Regions from separate parts of the Homo sapiens genome. Here region 1 is linked to region 2. A link is an interaction called in ENCODE POLR2A ChIA-PET data of the cell type or tissue named here. Cell type or tissue: IMR-90. All regions are shown on one strand. Links, peaks and the distances in the headings refer to the core of each region. The heading gives the core; the rest is flanking DNA. Region 1 overlaps TMEM168 (transmembrane protein 168). Region 2 has its middle 52 kb from the start of LSMEM1.

Region 1 (4,412 bases), core at 82-4,081, 250 kb before region 2:
CTCTTTCCTAAAGTTGATCTACTTGAGAATCCCTTTAGCTGTAGGTGATAGCATTGTGGTTTTAATTTATGTCTCTAATGACTAATGATGTTGAGCATCTTTTTATGTGTGTATTAGCCATTTACTTTGTTGTTTAAATATTCACATCTTTTGCTCATTTTAAAGCTGAGGTTATTTGTCTTTTAAGAGTTCCTTATATATTCTGGATACGAGCCCTTTGTCAGATAAATGATTTGGAAATGTTTACTCCCAGTCTGTGGCTTCTGTTTTTATTTTCTGAATGATACAAATTTTTGAAGAGTTTTCAAGAGTAAAGGTTTTTAATTTTACAGAGTCCAGTTTATCCACTTTTTCTTTTATGGGCTCTGCTTTTAGTATCTTATCTAAGAATTCTTTGCTCAACACTAGGTCACAGTTCTTTCAAAAGCATTATTGTTTTAACTGTTACATTTAGGTGTATGATCCATTTTGAGTATAGTATGAGATAAGGATCTAAGTTTGTTTTTTTTTTTTTAATATATAGATCTCATTGTTCCCAGCACCATTTGTTGAAAAGATTAACATTTCGCCTATTGAATTGCCTTGGCGTCTTTGTTTAAAATCAGTTAAACATAAACGTAAGGTTGTATTTTTGAGTTTTTTTGTTATATTGACCTATATGTCTACCATTGTGCTAGCACTATGCCATCTGGTGAGATGTTTTCTAATTTCCTTTGAAATTTCCTCTTTGACTCATGGGTTATTTATAAGTTTGTTGTGTGATATCCTAATATTTGGAAGTTTCTCACATTTCTTTCCATTGATTTCTAATTCCATGTAGTTGGAGAACACTGTGTGATTTTAGTCTTTTAGGCCACTTGTTTTGTGGCATGGCATGTTTTATTCCATGTTCACTTGAAAATAATGAGTCCTCTGTTGTTGGGTACAGTGTACTATAAATATCAGCTAGATTAAGTTGGTTGGTGGTGGTGTTCATGTATCTATAGCCTTGTTAATTTTCTGTCTAATTCTGTAATACTGAGAGAGATGAAAATCTCTATTATAGTTCCTGAATTGTCTACTTGCTTTTTCAATTCTGTCTTTTTTTTTTTTTGCTTCTTTATTTTGAAGCACTGTTCCTAGAGGTAAATGCATGTTTGTTATATCTTCTTACCATATTAACTCTTGTAATTATGGTAAACAGCATAGTTGAGTAGTTAAAACAGAGATTGTATGGCCTGCAAAACAAAATATTAACTATCTGTGCCCCCGTTTTTTTTTTTTTTTTTTTTTTGATACGGATCATGTATTTGTGTGACCACCACTACCACAGTCAATTTGTAGAGCAGTTAAATCACTGCCAAAATTCCCTCTTGCTTCCTTGTAGTCAGTCCTTCTCCCAACCCCAGGTACTTGGCAACCTGTTTTCCGTTCCTAGACATTTTCCTTTTCCAGAATGTCATATTCGTAAAATCATTTAACATTGTAGTCTTTTGAGCCTGACTTTTGTTTTTGAGACAGGGTCTTGCTCTGCAGTGTGGGCTAGAGTACAATGGTACAATCATGGCTCACTGCAGCCTCGACCTCCTGCGCTCAAGCAGTCCTCCCTGCCTTGGCCTTCCAAAGTGCTGGGATTATAGGTGTGAGCCACTGCACCTGGCCCTGAGTCTGACTTCTTATTTAAATCATTTGAGATTCATCTGTGTTGCTGTGTGCCATCAGTAAGTTAGTTACTTTTATTGTGAGCAATATCCCATTGTATGGATGTTCCAGTTTATCCCTTACTCAGTTGAGAGACACTGAAATTATTTGCAGTTTTTTGGTAATTATGAATAAAGCTGCTATAAACCTTTGTAGACAAGGGTTTGTGTTAACATAAGCTTTTATTTTAGTGTGATGTGGGATTGCTGGGTCATGTGGAAAGCATTTCTTTTAACTTTATACTGCCATACATATGTATTTCTAATCTACAGAATAAGCTCATGACATAAATTATCTCTGTATATATTCCAGAAATCAAGACTCAAAAGGTTAATTAACTTATTCGTGTACACATAGCAAGTGGCTGAGCTGGGATTGAACAAAAGTCTAACTCCGAAGCTTGGGTCCTTTCCACTATGCCCTACTTCTTCCACGTAAAGAAGTCATTTGACTTTAAAATTATACAGTAGCCTTCATAATGTTCTTAAATTTCCTGAAACAAGCAAAGTTTTGAAAGTCGCCTGTGGTTTCTTAAAGCTGGATTTCTCACAGTCTCTCCATTTATATATTGCCGCATTTACGTATACTGTTTCTTAGTTGGGCTTTACTTTCTTTAGACTTCTATGTATGTTTTCCAAATCTGGTTTGCATAAGGTGACTCATACAAGAATGCTTCTAAACAAACAAGCCGTATATGTTTATGTAAATGTTACATTTTAAAAATGACATTGCATAAAGAAATTTTGTTCCTGTTATCTGAAAAATTTTAGGATATGAAACATTGAATACTTTGACCATGACTTGAAAGCCCAGCTGAATAGAGATCTAATAACTAGTAACAACTTTTATTCAAAGGGCATTACTTACAGGTTGTTTATTGGTCTTCTTTTGTGCTCAGTTTATATCTGCTCTGAAATATGAGCCATGTCTTAAAATTTGATAATGAGCTGAGGATAATTTGGAGAAGCAAAGGAGAATAAGTACTTGTAGGCTTGAATCAATTGATCTTATTTGTTACTTGGAATTAAGGTGTAAGGAGTACTCCAAAGTCACAAATGACTTCTAGATTGAAGCTATAGAATAAAGGTTTGCAGGCCAATAAAATTGAAGCTCTCTGAAAGTGGCAAGCAGACAAAACATCCTAAATTTATTTTGGCTTCCCCTGGACATACTTGCCATCTGTTCAGTTAAGATTACGAATTTTTGTATTGCCAAAATACTAACTTGTGTGTGATCATAATAGAATATTTAATACTGTTTTTCTAAGCTTGCTTTTTCAAAATAACCTAATAGAAGTACTTAATGATTTTTTCCTGATAAATTTGCTTTCTAAAAATGTATGACAGGGCCAGGCATGATGACTCACATTTGTAATTCCAGCAGTTTGGGAGGCCAAGGCAGGAGGATTGCTTGAACCCAGGAGTTTGAGACCAGCCTGGGCAACATAGGGAGACCTTGTCTCTACAAAAATAAAAAAATTAGCCAGGCATGGTGGTGCATGTGCCTGTGGTCCCAAGCTACTTGGGTGGCTGAGGTGGTAGGATCACATGAGCCTGAGAGGTCAAGGCTGCAGTGAATCGTGATCATGCCGCTGCACTCCAGCCTGGACGACGGAGTGAGACCCTGTCAATCAGCATAAAATTCTCAGTTTCTAAGATTTTTTAATATAAAAAGCAAGTAGTAACAGATCATCTGTTATTTATGAGTTGTGATCAATAGACCCCTAAATATCTACTTATTTAGTCTACTGTATCAAATATCATCATCAATGTTGCAAAACCAACATTAGGGTATTGAATAACATCACTATCAATTAACATTTTAATTGGAATTTTGAATTATTAGGCTTTTCATTTAAGTCATCTACAAATTGATTGACAATTGAACTTTATCATTTGCTTAGTTCACTGCTAAATCAAACTGTTTAATACTTTTTTCTAATAGTAAAAACATACTGAAGATTGAGAAGCACTGGTTTAGAAAAAATATGTAAATATATAAAATGTAATAGCCTGGAAATCAATCAGAAAATTGGAACTGATTCCATTTGTAAGAACAGAAACATAAAATAAGTTTTAAACTTATAAAACTTTTATTTTAAAATTACTACAAACCTCAATGTAGGTTATAAAAGAAGACTTCAATAAATGGAAAAACACACCATACTTCCTGGGATGAAAAGACTCAATGCGGTGCCTTGCAGGCATTTGTATACATAGAGGAAACTGTTTTCAAAGCTGAGCTGCACTTTTGGTCCCCTCAAGAGTGGCAAAAATAAAAGCCAAGCCCAGGGCCTCCAGAAGTGAGATCTCTGGTAAATTACCTCCCATTTTACGCTTACACACTGAAAGAAGAGGGTGGAGCCATGTGTGTTATAGCCCTCTCATGAACTTGCTTTCTGCCCTTGTGTCCTGTTGGTGGTTCAACCTGGGATTAAGTGGTCAAACCTGAATTAAGATATGTAGACTCGTAATGTCCGCAGCTCTCTGGAAGAAACAGATTGCCTCTAGGAGAAGGTATCATTATCCTAGGCCTAAAGTTAATAATAATATAATTTTTATATCCAGTGTTCAGCTTATAAATTTAACCAGGTACACACACACACACACACACACACACACACACACACACACACACACACACACACACAGCACCAAGAGCAAGAAGCAGCAAAACCAACAGACAACAGAAAAAAATCTTTAGGTATTGGAATTATCAAACAGAAAACCATC
Region 2 (4,412 bases), core at 169-4,168:
GTGGCACATGCCTGTAAACCCAGCTACTCAGGAGGCTGAGGCAGGAGAATTGCTTGAGCCCGGGAGAGGAAGGTTGCAGTGAGCCGAGATCGTGCCACTGCACTCCAGCCTGGCTAACAGAGCAAGACTCTGTCTCAAAAAAAAAAAAAAAAAAAAAAAAAAAACTTTGTCCTAAGATTCAATAATTATATTTACTTAACTATTAACTTGATGTTTTTCCCCTAAGATCAAGAACAATACAGATGTCCATACTCATCACTTCTCTTCAACATTGTACTGTAAGTTCTAGCTGGAGAAATTAGGTAAGAAAAAAAAAGGCATCTAGATTGGAATGAAGAAGGAAAACTACCTCTAATCACAGATGGCATGATCTTGTATATAGAAAATTCTAAGGAATTTTTTGAAATCAAGACTAATAAACAAGTTTGGCAAGATTGCAGATAAGAGATCAATATATGAAAATCTATTGTTTTTCCATATACTTGCAATGAGCAACCAAAAATTAAATTAACATAATTCCATCTATAATTGCATCAAAAATAATAAAACACTAAGGAGTAAATTTAATGAAGTACAAAGATTATAACCTGAAAACTACAAAAATTGTTTAAAAAAATTAAAGAAGATCAAAATAATTGGAAAAATCCTATGTTCACAGACTTGAAGACTTAACATTGTTAAGATGGCAATACTCCCAAATTAATCTACAGATGCAATACTTATCAGAATCTCACCTGACTTCTTTGTAGAAATGGACAAACTGATCCTAAAATTCATAAGGAATTGCAAAGAACCCAGAATGGCCAAAAACAGTCTCAAAAACAAGAACAGAAGTAGGAAGACTCACATGTCCTAATTTCAAATTTTAGTACAAAGAAATAATAATCAAGACAGCATGGTACTGGCACAAGGATAGACATATAGATCAATAGGCTAGGATTGAGAGTCCAGAAATAAATCCATATATCCATGGCCAACTGATTTTAGGCAAGGGTGACAAGATCATTCCATAGGAGAAAAAAAAATAGCCTTTTCAACAAATGGTGCTGGGACAACTGGATAGCCATATGCAAAAGAATGAAGTTGGACCCTTACCTCATACCATATAAAAAAATTAAGGTAGATTGAAGATGTACACAGAAGAGCTAAAACCAGGAAACTTAGAAGAAAACAGGGGTAAGTTTTCATGACCTCCTTGGATTATGCGATGAATTCTTAAATATAACACCAAAGCATGAGACAGAAGAAAAAAATAGTTAAATTGGACTTCATCAAAATTAAAAGTTTTTGTTCTACAAAGGATATCACAAAAGTGAAAAGACAGTCTATAGAATGGAAGAAAATATTTGCAACCTCTATATCTAATGAGACTGGTATCCAGAATATTTAAAGAACACTTACAATTTAATAATAAGGCAAATAAACCAATTTAAAAATGAGCAAAAGAGCTGAATAGAAATTTCTCCAAGGTAGATATAAAAATGGCCAATAAGCACAGAAAAGATGCCTAACACTATTAGTCATCAGGAAATGCAAATCAGAACCACAAGACACCGCTTCATACCCACAAGGACAGCTAGAATTAAAAAGTCAGACAAGTACAAGTGTTGACAAACGTGGAGAAATCAGTACCCTCATACATTACTCATGGGAATGTAAAATGGCACAGCCTCTTTGGAAACAGTCTGGCAGTTCTTCAGATGATATTGGTATACAAAAGAATGGAAGCATATTACACAAAAACTTGTTCATGAATGTTTATAGCAACACTATTCATAATAGCCAAAGGTGGAAACAATCCCAACGTCCATCAATGAACAAATGGATAAACAAAATGTGGTATATCTACACAATGAAATATTATTTGGTCATAAAAAGGAATGAAGTACTGATACATGCTACCACATGTATGAACCTTGAAAAATTATGCCAAATGTGTGCTGAGTGAAAGAAGCCTATCACAAAAGACCACATATTACAGTACACAGTTCCTAAGAAATGTGCATAATAGGGAAATCTAAAAGACATCAAGTAGATTAGCGGTTATTCCAACTAGGAAAGGAAGGAAGTGGGGAGATAAGGTGGTGATAGCTAATGGGCACGGGTTTTCTTTTTTAGATAAAAATATTCATATTCAGTTGGGTGTGGTGGCTCACACCTGTAATCCCAGCACTTTGGGAGGCAGAGGCGGGAGGATCCCTTGAGCCCAGGAGTTGGAGACCAGCCTGGGCAACGTAGGGAGACTCCACCTCTACAAAAAATAAATAAAAATATTAGCCCGCTGTGGTGCTGTATGCCTGTGGTCCTAGCTACTTATGAGGCTGGGGTAGGAGGATCACTTGAGCCCAGAAGGTCCAGGCTGCAGTGAGCCAAGATCATGCCACTGTGCACCAGCTAGGATGACAGAGCAAGACCTTGCCTATCTGTCTGTCTGTCTCTCTCTCTCTCTCGATATATATATATATATGCGTGTGTGTGTGTGTATGTGTGTGTGTGTATATATATACACATTATATATATACATATACACATTATATATATACATATACACACACATATACATATATATACACATATATATACATATACACACACACACTCAAATACACATATTCATATACACACATGTATACAATATATACACATATTCATATTTTTTAAGTTGACCATGGTGATGGTTGCACATATCTGTGAATATACTAAAAAATTTTTAATTGTATACTTTCACTGGGTGAATAGTATGGTATGTGAATTATCTCTCAATAAAGGTAATGAAAAACTGACATTTAAATAACTTGTAAGATGTTATTTATGCCATAATTCCACTTATTTAAAAACACACAAAACAAATTTTTTTAATGTTTAAAGACAGAAATACAATATATGTCTTAAAATTAATTTGGGCAGAAAACAAACATTTTAAAATAATGAGTTAGCTTGAGAAAGATTTTTAAAGTGAGTAAATTGGGGAGGATGCAAAGGGAGCTTCAACCACATCTGTAATGTTATATGAAAATATTAAAGCAAAAGCAAAATAATTGTGTAAAAGCATTGTGGTATTCTCTAAAATTTTTAATAGATCTTTTTTGTTGGCTTTAGTTAGGGCCAATTGACATAAGCAGCAATTATACTAATTGCTAAGCCAATATTTGTCTCTTAAGCCAATATTTGTCTCAAGAGAAACAAAGTCTATGAGATCCCTCTACTTGGTATATTTGGAATAGAAATAAGGACATGGATCTATAGTTAATGAGGACTTGCTGTACGTTACATCCTTTAACCTTTTTAGTCTCTTTTCCAAACTTTTTTCTCTTTCTACCCTATTTTTCTCAAGTGCTTTGACTGAAAATAGATGTAATATAACCTAACAACTATCTGACTAATGCAAGGATTTTGTATATTATCTTCTTTTAATACAGTCTAAATCCTGACATTTTCCCCCCACAAATTACCTGGCTATAGGCTCAGTCTCAGTCTGGGTTGTTGTTGAGCCACAGATAATAACCATGGGTAACCAGCATGTAAAACATTCTGACTTAGCAACTATAAGACCAAGACTTTGCTTTGCTAGATATCTTGGTTCCTCAACATGGGAGTAACAACACTTCCAGAGTATATGAAATGCCTTTTGCAAACTAAGAGTTAAAATCCTCTCTAGACCTCCTATCACCTTAGACTAATGATTTCAGCGCAAAGGCCTTCCAGATCTCCCATCTCCTCTCATTCCCTCTTCTCTGTTCCGCTCCTCCACGTGCTGAACATGGTTCTCACGGCTGATTTATCAACTTTAGACCATGTGTATCTATTGCCTTTCTGCCACAATAGGCAAGGATTCAGCACACACTATTACCCACCTTTCCTTCCTCTCGCCTCCTCATTTTTGATATTTAGATAACTATTTTAATTCATCTATTGCTTATCTTTATTGTTTTAATCATTAAACTATTTGAACGTATTCAATTCAATCTCAACTCCAGTTTGTAAAATGAGAATATTAACACTCTTATTTGCCCTCCATCTCACTTTCCCCTTCTACCTTCCGTCCATTGACAGCTGCCTCTTTGCTTTTCCCTTTTCAAAGCTGATACTATTTATAGTCTGTTCTATATTCATAACTGTGTGTTCCATAATTTTTAAATGTCGGCTTCTCAACTCAAGTGATTTCCAAAGAAAGATATTATGACAGGGTTAATTTGCAAGTATTGTTTTGGCTTACAAGGAGATTTTAATGTAGTCATTTTGATGCAGCTTCATCGAAATATAAAAATTCTCTATTGTTTAAAACAAGAAATAGAAATGTATGCGGTAGACTCCCCTAAGCCTCACCCCATCTCTGAACATAGGAGAGGATAGGAATGGGGTGAGGCTATTTATGATGCACATTGCTTGATCTTAAGAAAACAAATGCTTAA

What was found. Peaks named below come from ENCODE experiments on the same cell type or tissue, not always from the same donor. Only the 100,000 strongest peaks of a DNase experiment are listed, where the experiment ranks them.
Region 1: POLR2A ChIA-PET joins it to region 2 with 8 read pairs; 3 of 35 experiments call an interaction of 5 or more read pairs at or near these places.

Annotation. Positions count from the first base shown.
Region 1 is chr7:112,777,805-112,782,216 of GRCh38, reverse strand. All of the region lies in intron 2 of TMEM168 (transmembrane protein 168), which reads left to right. Among named protein-coding and RNA genes, the nearest start is that of TMEM168, 10 kb to the left of the region's middle. In IMR-90, for the core only: no CTCF peak of the experiment used is centred there; a DNase peak (open chromatin) is centred at 2,336.
Region 2 is chr7:112,530,978-112,535,389 of GRCh38, reverse strand. No RefSeq gene overlaps it. Among named protein-coding and RNA genes, the nearest start is that of LSMEM1, 52 kb to the right of the region's middle. In IMR-90, for the core only: no CTCF peak of the experiment used is centred there; no DNase peak of the experiment used is centred there; H3K27me3 peaks cover 143 bases.